2 separate regions of the Homo sapiens genome follow, and region 1 is linked to region 2. A link is a contact called in ENCODE Hi-C or POLR2A ChIA-PET data. All regions are on one chromosome and are shown on one strand. Each heading gives the region's core, a stretch centred on a gene start or an enhancer-like site at or near the end of the contact. The rest is flanking DNA. Distances are from core to core; before and after follow the strand shown.

Evidence for each region. Hi-C counts contacts between places; a loop is a spot of excess contacts on that map. ChIA-PET counts read pairs that join two places held with the same protein, here RNA polymerase II (POLR2A). Pooled maps may share reads with other maps.
Region 1: a loop to region 2 is called in a map of dorsolateral prefrontal cortex, with 2.5 times the contacts of the local background. The contact joins two enhancer-like sites. A Hi-C loop is called at or near these places in 9 of 168 maps with a recorded cell type or tissue (IMR-90, PC-3, aorta and 6 more) and 4 of 50 pooled maps. POLR2A ChIA-PET finds 5 or more read pairs at or near these places in 5 of 52 experiments (AG04449, AG04450, IMR-90 and 2 more).

Annotation. Positions count from the first base shown.
Region 1 is chr9:115,644,978-115,651,669 of GRCh38, reverse strand. The region is part of intron 2 of LOC105376235 (a long non-coding RNA gene); the gene reads right to left. Among named protein-coding and RNA genes, the nearest start is that of LINC00474, 280 kb to the left of the region's middle. Within about 2 kb of position 1,414, at least 5 of the 41 ENCODE cell types and tissues checked have a DNase peak (open chromatin) inside an H3K27ac peak, as active enhancers do.
Region 2 is chr9:115,587,965-115,594,650 of GRCh38, reverse strand. No RefSeq gene overlaps it. Among named protein-coding and RNA genes, the nearest start is that of LINC00474, 330 kb to the left of the region's middle. Within about 2 kb of position 2,895, at least 6 of the 41 ENCODE cell types and tissues checked have a DNase peak (open chromatin) inside an H3K27ac peak, as active enhancers do.

The DNA.
Region 1 (6,692 bases), core at 165-2,664, 58 kb before region 2:
GCCTGGAATTCAAAACTTTTTATGTTCTGTTTCTTGAGAACATTTCCTGCTTTCTGTTCAATTAATCACTCTTGTAAAACCTAGCTTTAGCCAAATTTGATTCCTTACTTTCCTCCAGCTATACCCAGAGCTCTACATCTTTTGTAGTTTTTCTAGTGTTGTTTCCTATGTCTGATTTTGTCTGTTAAATGTATACCCTTCTTCCACAGCAAGATTCAAATGTTAGATCCTTCATGAAACCATCCCTGATGGTATCATCTAATGAGCTGCTCTCCTTCCTCTGTTGTCCTATTACTTTTTGGATATTTTATTGACTAGGATGTTATTGACTGCCTTTAGAATTCCTTGTCTCAAATTACTTCAATAATAAAGACAATGTATTATCTCACAAGTCTGGAGGTGAAATGACTGCAAGGCCAATTAATTTAACAGCTCAACAATGTCATAAAAGACTCACATTCTTTCTACCTTCCCCATCTTCTAACCTAGCTTTAGTTCCCTTGGTAAATCTAAAACAGCCACCCAGTTACAAGTGTCTCCTACTGATATAAAAATGTCCAGTGGGTGATGGAAGCTTTTGTTGGTTTCTTTTGAAGAACATGAAAACCTTTCCAAGAATCTGCCTATCAGACCTCCCTACATGTTTCATTGACCAAAATTATGTTACATGCTCATTCCTAAACCATTCATTGGCAAGGAGAATGCAATTTCCATGACTGGGCTCATTGAAATACATGTTTAATGGGAGGATTTTCTAAACAAATGACAGTGCTCTTAGCAAGAAGTGGTGGTAATTGGTGAACAGTTGGCTAAGCTGCTAACTCCTTTCCTCAAGCAAGTATACTCTTTCCATTTATATGATAGTTGTCTATTCCTGTGTTTTGTTTTGTTTTTTATTAAACTCAAGTCTCCTTGAAGACAGATTTTTGCTTTATGATTAAAGGCATCAGCTTTGAAGCCAGGACACACCAGTATTGAAATTAGGGTGACAAACTCATCCCAATTTTCCCAGGATTTTCCCAACGTTAGCACACAAATTCCCACATCCATAGAAAGTTCTTAGTCCTGGGAAAAGAAGAATATTTGGTCACCCTAGTTGAAATCTCATCTCTGCCATATACTGACCACATAAGTTGGGATTCCAGTCATTAGATTTCCCAGTGTTTCATTCAAGACCTGCTTCTTGAATGTCCATAATGTGCCAGACACTGTTTTCAGAAAGCTCTCCTTGTTTTTCTGATCACTCTAGCACTAGCTGTTTGATTTCCCGCAATCGTGCTAAAGCTTCCCCTGGACTGCCTTCTGCGTGACCCCCTCTCTGCACCCCATCACTCAGAGATGATGTCAGAGGAAGCCTGGCCGCCTGACGAATGGGGCTTGGGAAATCCCCAGGAGTTTTCAGACACTGTTTCTGGCCTGAAAAACAAAACACTCGTGAAACAGCCAAGGGTCCCAATCTGCTCAGGGAACATGTTGTCCTCTCCTGTTTGCAGGGCCATTTCTTGGACAAGCAGCAGCTCTGTTTGCTGGACTTTTGGCCCCATGCAGTCACTGTGAGGCAAGGCACATCTCACACAAACGGGCCAGTGAAATGAGGTAATTGCGGCTTTCGATGAATGCTATTTCTGTCTCATGGGCTATGCTGGCTGGGATATGAAGAACAAGAGTTAGTGTATCTGACACATTATGGCTTTCTCCACAAAGTGGAAATAGATAACGCAGGAATGGGAAAGTCCCTCTCTGTTTTCTTCTCCTAATGATGAGTGAATATTCCATGCACATGCTATTTTCAGGCAAGACCTGCACCATGTTGGAAAGTCTTTACAATTGCCAGAACATTCCCGTTTGGGCACAAAAAATGACCTTTCAACATGATTTAATACAACTATATGGAACATAATCTATGTGTCGAGCGTGTTATACACGTCATCTATTTTCCTCTTCACAAGGACCCTCAGAAATAATTAGTTTTCCTACTGTAGAAACTAGTAAATATGACTCAAAGTGGTGAAACTCCAGGACACAGAACTAACATGTATGTGCAAGGCCAGGGTGGGTACCAAAATATCTTCTCTCCATAAGCTAAAGCCATTTACTGCACCAGTGCATATTTTAGTCATTTAAATTAGATTATTTTCCCTTGAAGTATATTTTATTCTGTCATATTACTTCAAAATGGGAACTATAACATAATTTCTTTTTAACCCAGAGTTGTCACTCTTCACAGTGACATTCTGGACCAGAATATAGTGACAATTTCGCTGAATTTAACAAACTTTGAATTTTCTCACACTGACTGTTTCTGTTTGTTTGAATTCCATGTTTTGTTTTGTTTTTGTTCTTTTGTGTCCGCTCTCATTTAATTTTCCAATACTCACTGACATTGTCCACAGGCCTACCTCTTGGATTCCCTCATCACTATGACTTATTAAATTTATAGTTTTTAATGTGTCAACTAGATAACCAGGTATCATCATTAAGTTATCATATAAAAAAAGAGTAAATGAGCTCTACTCTGGAACTTAAGGGGCTATTTCATGACTAAAATTTAAAACTTGGTTTAGTAGGCACATTTAGTTATCCATAGGAAGAAGCCTTGGGTTGAAAATATTTGGTAAATAGCAGGCTTTTTGGAATTAGAGTTCTAGTGCTAGTCCATCATATTCTAACTCATAGACCTTGGCATCCATTTAACCTTTCCAAGTCTCAGTTTTTCTACCAGAAAAATTGGAAACATGCATAATATGCACGCTATCTTTGCAAATGTTAGGCACATCATGTATGAGAAAAACTGTTTACAAAGTGCCTGGTGCCTAGCAAGCTTCATAAATGCGAGCTATGTATTATTATTGGGGGTTATTTTATATCCTCTCATTTCACTGCCTACTCATAGGTCACAGGCTGTGCTGGAAATAGTAATCTCCAAATAAGTGAGATATCTTTGTGTTTATAAATGTGTCTACAGGTTCATAGTGCCATTTCCATGAAGACTGCCCAAGCATGTTTTTGTCTAGAAAGTGGTAGATAGACTGTAACTGTGCCATTAATTACTTACTGGGTAATCAAATGACCTGCGCTCAAGTTTTAAGTTTCAAATGTGCCTGGGATTCAGTCTCCAGTCCCTCGCCATTGTTGTTCAATTTCCCCTCACTTCTCTGTTCTCTTCTATGCCTCAACTTTACTGATTTTTTAATGCTGAAAACAAAAATCATTTAATTTCCTGACTCTAACCATGCCCTAAGTGTCTCATCTTCCACCAAAAGCAGCTAATCAAGGTACTTTGATAGACAAAAGATTTCCCACTCTGGGAGGAATTTTCATGCTAGCTGTTGGGTTAGTCTATGTATTTCTTCCCTCTATGATTAAAACAGAAACGTGGGCTGTGTGTGGTGGCTTGCACCTGTAATCCCAGCACTTTGGGAGGCCAAGAGGAGAAGACCGTTTGAGGCCAGGAGTTTGAGGCTGCAGTGAGATATTGTCATGCCACTGCACTCCTCCCTGGGCAACAAAGCAAGACCACATCTCTAAAAAAAAAAAAAAAAGAAAGAAAAATTATCCCTGTGTGGTGGTGCACACCTGCAGTCCTACCTTCTCAGGAGGCCAAGACGGGATGATCACTAGAGCCCAGGAGTTTCAAGCTGCAGTGAGCTATGATCAAGCCACTGCAGTCTGGTCTGGGTAACAGAATGAGACTCTGTCTCCAAAAGAAAAGAAAAAAAAAAAGCAGACGTGTGTATATAGTAAACAGTATCCTTATCAACTAGGAGGCAACTACCTGTCTGAGCCACATTTAGAGGCAGGTAGGGAAGTTAATGAGAACTTCACTAAACATATTTATCTAAGCTGAACCTTAAAGGATGAAATAATCAGGTTCTCAGTCCAAGGACATCCCGTTCCTTGGTGCTATTTCAAGTCACAATAAGGTAGACCCAATTAGGTGAGCTACCAGCATGCTCAGAGAGACAATTTACCACCAGTAAAGACCATTAGAGTTAATAGAAGTTTCAAAACCAGTGAAGGGCTCATGAAGGGTGAGAATGGAAGGTGTTCTTGGACATTTGCTCTGGGTCGAAAATGCTATTGTGTATTCATTAAAACAGCAACAAAATAAAAGACCCTTCAGGAAATCCCAGTAACTAAGGTCATCAGTATCAAGAAAGCAGAGCTCTAGTCCCTGAGCAGACATTCTGTCATGCAAAGCCTCATTTAGAAATATTGACAAATTGATCTATACTATTTTTTAATGCTTAAAACACTCATGGCTGTCCTTATGTAATTGGAAGGAGGAGGCAGGAAATGGAAGGGAGGCTGTATTATTCTTTCAGAAAGTGCCTCTGAGTAAGCAAAACAAGGACAAACCTGTGACAGAGAGAGCCCTAAGAATATCGCTAATAGAAGCACTGAACTGAGGCAAACAGGTTTTATACCTGGAGGGAATATCGAAGAAAGCTCAAGAAGTACAGCAGCTAAGGACTGCCATGCTACTCTAAGTTTGGCATTGAATTGACGTCAGTTAAAGCAGCAAAAGCTATGGCTACTTTGAGTCCAGATCCTCTTAGCCACCCAGTCTATAAATGTCTGGATGATCTTTAGCTCCCCCTTATTCCTCATCACATTCACTCAAGTAATCTACTTCTAGGAACTCTCTCTTCTACGTTTCTATACTGTTGAATTCACTCTATCCTTCATGTGGTTTGGCTGTGTCCGCACTCAAATCTCATCTTGAATTGTAGCTCCATAATTCCTGTGTGTTGTGGGAGGAACCCAGTGGGAGACAATTGAATCATGAGGGCGGGTCTTTCTTGTGCTGTTCTCGTGATAGTGGTAAGTCTCATGAGACCTGATAGTTTTATAAAGCAGAGTTTCCCTGCACAAATTCGTTCTTTTATGTCACCATGTAAGACATGCTTTTTGCCTTCTGCCATGATTATGAGGCCTCCCTAGCCATGTAGAACTGTGAGACCATTAAACCTCCTTTTCTTTATAAATTACCCAATCTCTGGTATGTCTTTATCAGCAGCGTGAGAACAAAGTAATACACCCCCTGATGCTACTTTCATAGTGAAATTCCATCTAGTTTTGTTTTTTTGTTGGTTGGTTTTTTTTTTTGTTTGTTTGTTTTGTTTTGTTTTGTTTGCCTTGGTATCCCATCTCATTCTTCAAACATCAACTTGCAAATAAGTCACATGGGGATTTTGTTAAATTGCAGATTCTGCTTTAGTAGGTCTGGGATGCAGCCTGGAATTCTGCATGTCTATGTTGCTGCTGGTGAGAGGACCACACTTTAAGAGTGGAGCACTAGGGGCAAAGCCAGGTCTTGAACCCCCTATGGCCATGTTTCTTATACCACTCTCAGCAGTCTTCTGAAGGATTAGGGGAATAGACTTTCTCTATGGACCCCCAAGCCTGAAATGAGGACCACTGGGTGGAAGGAAAGCAAAGTATTAGTATCCTGAAAACAATTCTGACATCAAGAACTGATGGACAATAATATGGACTGTCTTGTGAGATAATGACTACCCTGTCATTGTAAATATTCAAGCAAGGATCAGACAGTATTTTTTTCTAATATTTTACTGTAAACATTTCAACCATAAAGGACACTTGTAAAAACTACAGTGAAAACACATATGCTTACTTCCTAGATGCTATATTAGCATCTTACTATGTTTGATTTATCCCATAGATATCCATTTATTAATCCCTGTATTTACCAAACAATGCAGTATTGTTTTTCTAGTCCTTGTACATGGGCCCCTCCATCCCAAAGCCAGCAATGATGTGTTGGATCATTCTCATGCCTGGAATCTCTCTAACTCTCCTACATTCAGGTGAAGAAAGTTTTCTGCTTCTAAGAGCTCATGTGATTGGGACCAACCCAAATAAACCAGGACAATCTCCCTACCTTAAAATCTGAACCATATCTGCCAAATCTCCTTCATCAGGTGTAATAGTCCGTTTTCACACTGCTCTAAAGATACTACCTGAGACTGGGTAATTATAAAGGAAAGAGGATTAATTAACTCACAGTTCCACATGGCTGAGGAGGCCTCAGGAAACTTACAATTATGGTGGAAGGTGAAGGGGTAGAAAGGACCTTCGTCACATGGTGGCAGGAGAGAGAAGAGTGTGCAAGATCAGGGAAAACTGCCCTATAAAACCATGATATCTCATGAGAACTCACTCACTATCATGAGACTAGCATAGGGAAAACCACTCGCATGATCTAATCACCCTGACCTGGTCCCTCCCTTGACACATGGGAATTATGTGGATTACAATTTGAGATGAGATTAGGGTAAGGACACAGAGTCAAATCATATTACCACGTAATGTAACATATTCACAGGTTTCAAGGATTAGAGGATGGGTATCTTTATTCTGCCTGCCATAGCCCTATTGCCTGACTAGGGCCCAACATTCTGCTAGATGAGAAGATTTGAAATTTTGATTTTCATCTTCCAAACTCTATTTCAGTTTTCCTTCTCTATCACATTTTGTCAACTCTGATTAAATGTGTCTGATATTTTATGTAATTATATCAAGAACAACTTCATATGAGTATCTTAGTTTAACTTGGTGATTATAAGAGTGCTACCTCATAGGATTGCAATAATAATTCAGTAAGTTAATTGATGCAAGGAAAAGCAGGGGGAATAGCACCTGCTAAAAGTAACTTATTATTCCCAAAT
Region 2 (6,686 bases), core at 1,646-4,145:
GAAACAAGAAAAGTGGGGAGAGAGGGTTGTTTTCTCCCTCCAGGGACTCTGAATTTTGAAGTAAGGTGAAATTCAGAGGTATTCAGAAAAGAAGTAGCAGGATATGAGTTGTCATTATAAGTGTATTCCTTAGATGTAATAAAGGTTTTTATCTTGTGTAGTGACATTAGCCAGATACTTGTAATCAGAAAGCTTGGGTTCAAGTTCTGGCACTGTAATTAAATAGTTTGTAGATCCTTAGGAATCTACTTACTCCCTTGAGCCTTAATTTCTCCTCTGTAAAATGGAGTAAATAACACTGACTGTTAATTTAGATATATTAAATATTTGAGAGAGACATGCTTTGTAAACCACAAAAGGCTATATAGAGGTTGGTTATTATTGTTGTTATAAAGGGGTGTGATACTTTTCCAAAATGATGATTTTATAGACATTTGTGACAGGCAATAAGAGAAAGAAGTGGAAATCAGAGAGTAATCAGATCTACTAGAATACCCTGTTCTATCCTCACATGAGCTGTGAGCCGAGTCTGTATTCTGCGTCTCCTTTCACAGAGCAGTAAGCAGAAGCTATGGAGAGCTGGTGGGCTCTCACAAGCCCATTGAGCTATACACTCAGAGAAAAAGCCGCTAATAATTTCCATCTCACCCTGGAGCAGATACACACACAGTGTTGAGATTGCTCATGGCCATAGAAGAGCCTCAGCTGGTAAATTTATAGAAGGCTGGTCTGCATTTTTAAGCAAGATAACTAAGCCTCCAGAGTTCACCCTGAATTTAAAAAAAAAAATCTTTACAAGTATATGATTCTTACAAGCTGAGATTTATGTAGAGATTTTGGTTTGTTGATGTATAAAGTAAATTTTTAATTCACCGGGTAGATGCCAAAGCAAACCAAAGTTAGTATATCAGCACCATCTAGTGGGTGATTTCAGTCAATGCACACACTAGAGGAGAAAACGGTAGGCAAAGAAAGTGTGTACCCCCCAAAGCTTTGGGAAGGCTGCGGAGGAAATAGCACTTATCAGAGAGAACCTTAGGCTGGTCATGGGGGCCCACACCTGTAATTTCAGGGCTATGGAAGGCTAGTGCAGGAGGATAGCTCGAGGCCATGAATTTGATACCAGCCTGGGCAACATGGCAAGACTCCAGTCTCTACAAAAAATAAAAAATTAGCCATGTATGGTGGCATGTACCTGCATTGTAGCAGCTATTCTAGAGGCTAAGGCAAGAGGACCATTAGAGCCCAGGAATTCAAGGCTGTAGTGAGCTGTGATTGCGATACTTCACATTAGCTAAGGTGACAGAGTGAGACCCTATCTCAAAAACAAACAAACAAACAAAGGAAAGCAAAGGAAACCTTAGCCAGGAGCTCTAGTAGTCAGCATGGGTCAACAGGTCTTCTACTTCAGTTAAGGCATGATGAAACAATTAGACCACAGAAACAGTCCAGACACTGTCTAGTTTTAAATCTCTCAGTTTCTTGGCCTGTGAAATGGGGATAATAATTCCTGCTTTAGAGGGTTGATGATGAGATTATATTATAGTATTAATCAGGATGAATTTAGAAAAGTACCTTATGTGGAAAATAATAATCCTTGGTAGCTACTGACTTGATGCCTATCATCTGTCTCCTTTGGATATCAAGCAGCCATTAATACTTTAGGTTTCCAAATAAGAAACTGAGGTTGAATATGGGTCAGTGACAAGTCCAAGGTCACACAGCCAGTAGATGGCAGAGCTGGAATTAGACCACCAGTGTGATATGCCCCAAAGCACTAGTTGACTCCACTGTACCAGGTATTAGATGCACAAAGTTTGCTCTTTTTCTTCACCCTTCATTTTGTTTCTTAAGATGAACATTTGAATGCTACAATGTACCTAGCTTTGTGCATGCACACAAATAAGTATCATCAGATTCTTTGTACAGATGTAGAAGCTGAAACTCAGAAACACTAAATAATCTAACAAAAATTAACAATTACTGAGAGATCTGAGATTTGGGCTCTGACTTTCTGATTATTGCTATAGACTATTGCTTTAATCCATCCTCTACTGACTCATTTGCTCATCATTCATCTCTAATTATGAAGTATGTTTCTGTTTCTGTTTACATCCCAAGAGTTGCTGGTTTATTTAAATGGACATCTGCATTTATTAAGGTCCCTGGCTCATCTAATTGCGATCTGTTTTTCTGCCCATAGAGGAATGGAGGGTTATCTTTGGTGTATAAGATTGTTTCTCAGACTCCCATCAGCTCAAGAAGAGCGATGTGTCCCATGAGGGCAGAGGACAAGCTGGCTGAATGGAGAGAATGTCATCTCTGAGCCTAAGGAGGGGTTACCGCTCCAGTTAGTCTTAAAAGAGGTGACGGAAGAGCCTTATAAAAAGAATTACTGGGAGAGTTTCACAAAAATAAATAAAGGCCACTCATGTTTCCCAAGGCTATACTTTGTGTCTATAAAGACCCAGGGACACAGAGCCCAAATGTGGTTTGTTTGTTTGTTTATTATTTATTTATTAGATACAGGTTCTTGCTCTGTTGCCCAGACTAGAGTGCAGTGGCACAATCATAGCTCACTGCAACCTTTAACTTCTGGGTTCAAGCGATCCTCCCACTTCATCCTCCTTAGTAGCTAGGGCCACAGTTGTGCACCTCCATGCCTATTTTACTTTTTTGTAGAGATAACGTCTCCCTATTTTGCCCAGGCTGGTCTCAAACTCCTGATCTAAAGCAATCCTCCCACCTAGGCCTTCCTAAGTGCTAGGATTACAGATATAAACCACTGCACGCAGCCCCAAGTGTGGTTTGATCAAAGTCAGTGAAAGAGCTTGGCAGTAGCCAGGCTCCGTGACTACTAACTTCCTGTTAGAACTAGGTATTCTGTCCAAACCCTTGGAGTATGACACACAGGGATCAAATTACCCATGGCGTGAAGAAATTGCTCTGCCTGGCAGTTGCTTCCCTCTAGTGGTCACTTTGCCTACAAGCAAGAAGATGCTTGGATTTGAATCTTAGAATTGAAAATCCAACAGATAAAAATAGGATGCTGTTTTACCAAGAAAGTTGGGTGTGGACCTCCATACACTCTCAGAGGAGTATGATGGCAACAACAGCAACGACATAAAATACAGAGGTGTGCTTGTATTCTGGTCTTTGCAAAAGTGTGTTTTGTGAAATATGTTAGAGGAAAAAAATTAATTAAAATATTCTGGCCGGGTGCGGTGGCTCATGCCTGTAATCCCAGCTCTTTGGGAGGCCGAGGTGGGCGGATCACGAGGTCAGGAGATCGAGACCTTCCTGGCTAATACGGTGAAACCCCGTCTCTACTAAAAATACAAAAAATTAGCCGGGCGAGGTGGCTGCTGCCTGTAGTCCCAGCTACTCAGGAGGCTGAGGCAGGAGAATGGCGTGAACCCGGGAGGCGGAGCTTGCAGTGAGCGGAGATCGCGCCACTGCACTCCAGCCTGGGCGACAGGAGCGAGACTCCGTCTCAAAAAAAAAAAAAAAAAAAAAAAAAAAACTCTAATCTGGGATAGATGAACACACACATAATTTCTTTTTAAAAAATTGAGAAATGTCGATATGTGTTGTTCCTTTTTTCTGCCTCATTTCATGAATTCCCATTTTAAAAATGGGACAGTTGAGGTCCACAGGACAGTCACACAGTGGTTAAAAATGGGACAGTTGAGGTCCATAGGACAGTCACACAGTGTTCCAATGCTGTGCTTATGCAATGACAATGTCTTTTGGAAATATGTATCAAGACAGAACCTCTATTGGCCTGTGTGCCTGCCTGAACTATGCTGAACAGAGACCCATGCTAACTGATAACATACTGTAGTGTGAACAGAAAATAAATGTATGTGAAGAAAAAAAGAACTTAAACAAGAAGTCCTCGAGATCTTTTTGTTATTTGCTTCTGCAGCATAACCTCAGTTACCCTGAATTCTATAACACATCTTTCATTAGCTAGCTTCTGTTTTGCTCCCCTCTGGTTCAAAGGGTACAGGGGACAAGGAGATGGGTCATTTATTATTCCTGATTGACTTCTCACTCTCTAGGCCCTGCCGAAGATTAAAGCTGACTTCCTTTCTCTTGGGGTGTTTCCCTGAACTCCTCAGAGGTTTCATGTTGGACACTCCTCCCCTGCAGCTTCTTTGACCCCAGGCTTTTCTAGCTATTCTAGGAGGTCTCTGGGGATCTGTCCTCATTATCTGGGCCTTCACACACAAGTATACCCCCAGTCTCCTTTTGTAAGTTTTCCTTCTCCCTCCAGGCAGACCTACTGGACAAAACCAACCAAGACTCCAGTGAGCTCTGTATCATTGGCCCACACATGTTCCCTGGGAAACAATCACTGGCTCCTTGCCCTGATGAACTTTCTAACTGCAGGTCAGTAGCAATGCAACAGTCTCTCCTGGCTCTAATTCAAAGCAGTTAGTCAGCTCTTCTTTTCTCTTTCATATTTACTGAAGCCAGACTTCAGTCTACAGTCAGCTTTAGATTTCTTAACATGACCTAATTGTGGCCTTTCATATCTCAGACTTGCAAGGGATGCATTCCAGAGTTCTTTAACTGGTATCCCTAGAGCCCCCCTTACTAGCTAAGCATTGGAAGATAGCACAGTATATTAGATAATAGGGAAGTCCAACTGCTATAACAATCAACCTTCAGATCTCTCTGTCTTGACTCAGTAGTGCTTATTTCTTATTCATGTCTCCATCCATGCAGGTTGGCAGCAGAGAGGGACCCTGTTTCAAGCTGTCATTCATGGACCCTTGCTCTTTCCATGTAGTGGCTCAGATCCTCCATGGCCTTTCAGTTCTCCTCTATATTCATTTCATTCAGCTGCAGAGGATGAGAAAAAGAGCATGTGAAGTATCACACAGGAGATTTTAGAAGCCAGACTTGGAAGTAGCATTTATAACTTCCACTCATATTTCTTTGGTCTGTTCATTGCAATGAGAGTTGAGAAACATAGTCTAGCTGTCTCCAGAAGAAAAAGGAACCATGTAGCATGTTTTAGGCAACACGTCACATTGTTTCTACTTCAGTCCTCAGCTCTGGTTACTGAATATCCATTTTACTATTCTTCCCATACATAGAATACACTCAGCTTGTTCCCAGGAGAAATAAGCCAAAGTCCCACTAAGTCACCTCATCTAGCTCAAGGTCCAAGATACTTCACTGATGCATAGTTTTCTCCATCAGTTCACAACATGAGTTCTCAGGTTCTGGGTAACTATTCAGAAAAGAGGTAAATAGGAGACACACAGCAGTTACTGGACTAATGCAAGTTTGAAATCTCGCTGGGGAGACATTGTGAAGGTCCTCTATGGAGAAGAGAGAAAGTTCATGGATAAGCCCTGATTTTGTTCTCTGAACAATACTTCTTTGGGCACTCATTGTTTTCAGTGGCTCTTGGCTGCAAACTCAGACGTTCTCTCCTATCCATTACACTCCTATGCCACAATTGAAGTGGACCTTTGGGAATGCCTTCCTTGGGGGCTACTTATACTTTGCAGCCTATATCCAATCCAAAAGTTGTTCTAAGCTTTGCCAAGCCCTTGCAGGGTTTTGAACTGGGATGATGCTTTCATGGCAATATTGTTTCCTCAAAAATATTGTGGGCTTATGATTTATTTGATTCCAATCAGTTTCATGTACTAGTGAATACACCCAACATTCTGTCCCAGATAGAGTTTTTAAATTTTTTTTTTTTTTTTTGCATCCTCCTCATAGGCTTCCTCATGTCCCATCTTTATGTGTTGACAGCAACCTTGAAGTTATCTGGAATAGTAAGCTTGAGAGATAACTGTAGCTCTTTTCAGAATTATCTTTACTGAAGGGCCAAATTACTTTTCCTTTTGTTATTCAGACTACTTATTGAATTCTTGCTATGTAAATAGCTTTTTAAAAATTATTTATTTATTTATTTATTTACCTTCTCATCTTTCACTGTTTGAGACCTAGAAGCAGTAGGTTTTTCTAAACATTTAATGCCACAAATTTCTGGAATCTTTTTAATTATCTTGCATTTGAGGTTCCAAACTGGGAAATTCTTTATGGAGCTCATCTCTTTCCTTTATCCCTTGTCAATGTCAGCCAAAAGAAGGCAAGATAGGCTGGGCACCGTGGCCCATTCCTGTAGTCCCAACACTTTGGGAGGCTGAGGTGAGCGGATCACCTGAAATCAAGAGTTCAAGACCAGGCTGGCTGATATGGTGAGACCCTGTCTCTACTAAAAATACAAAAAATTAGCCAGGCATGGTGGTGCATGCCAGTAATCCCAGTTACTCAGGAGGCTGAGGCACAAGAATCACTTGAACCTGAGAAGCGGAGGTTGCAGTGAGCCAAGATCACAGATCACACCACTGCATGGCAACAGAGTGAGAAGCCATCTTAAAAAAAAAAAAAAAAAAAAAAAAAAAAAAGCAAGCTATACCCACTCTGTTGTTTTTTTTTTTTTTCCAACTGTGTACCTTAAAGCTATATTTCTCCAAGTGAATGGTCTGCTTTACACCTTATGGCATGCAACTCTTTTACCAAATGCTCTTGTACCACATAATATGGTCTGTTATCTACACAGCCTCTGATATCATTTTTCTAGCTGACCAACCACAAAGCCAAAGACACATATTTATTTTCTGTGGCAATACTGCCATTTACCAATTAATGTATTA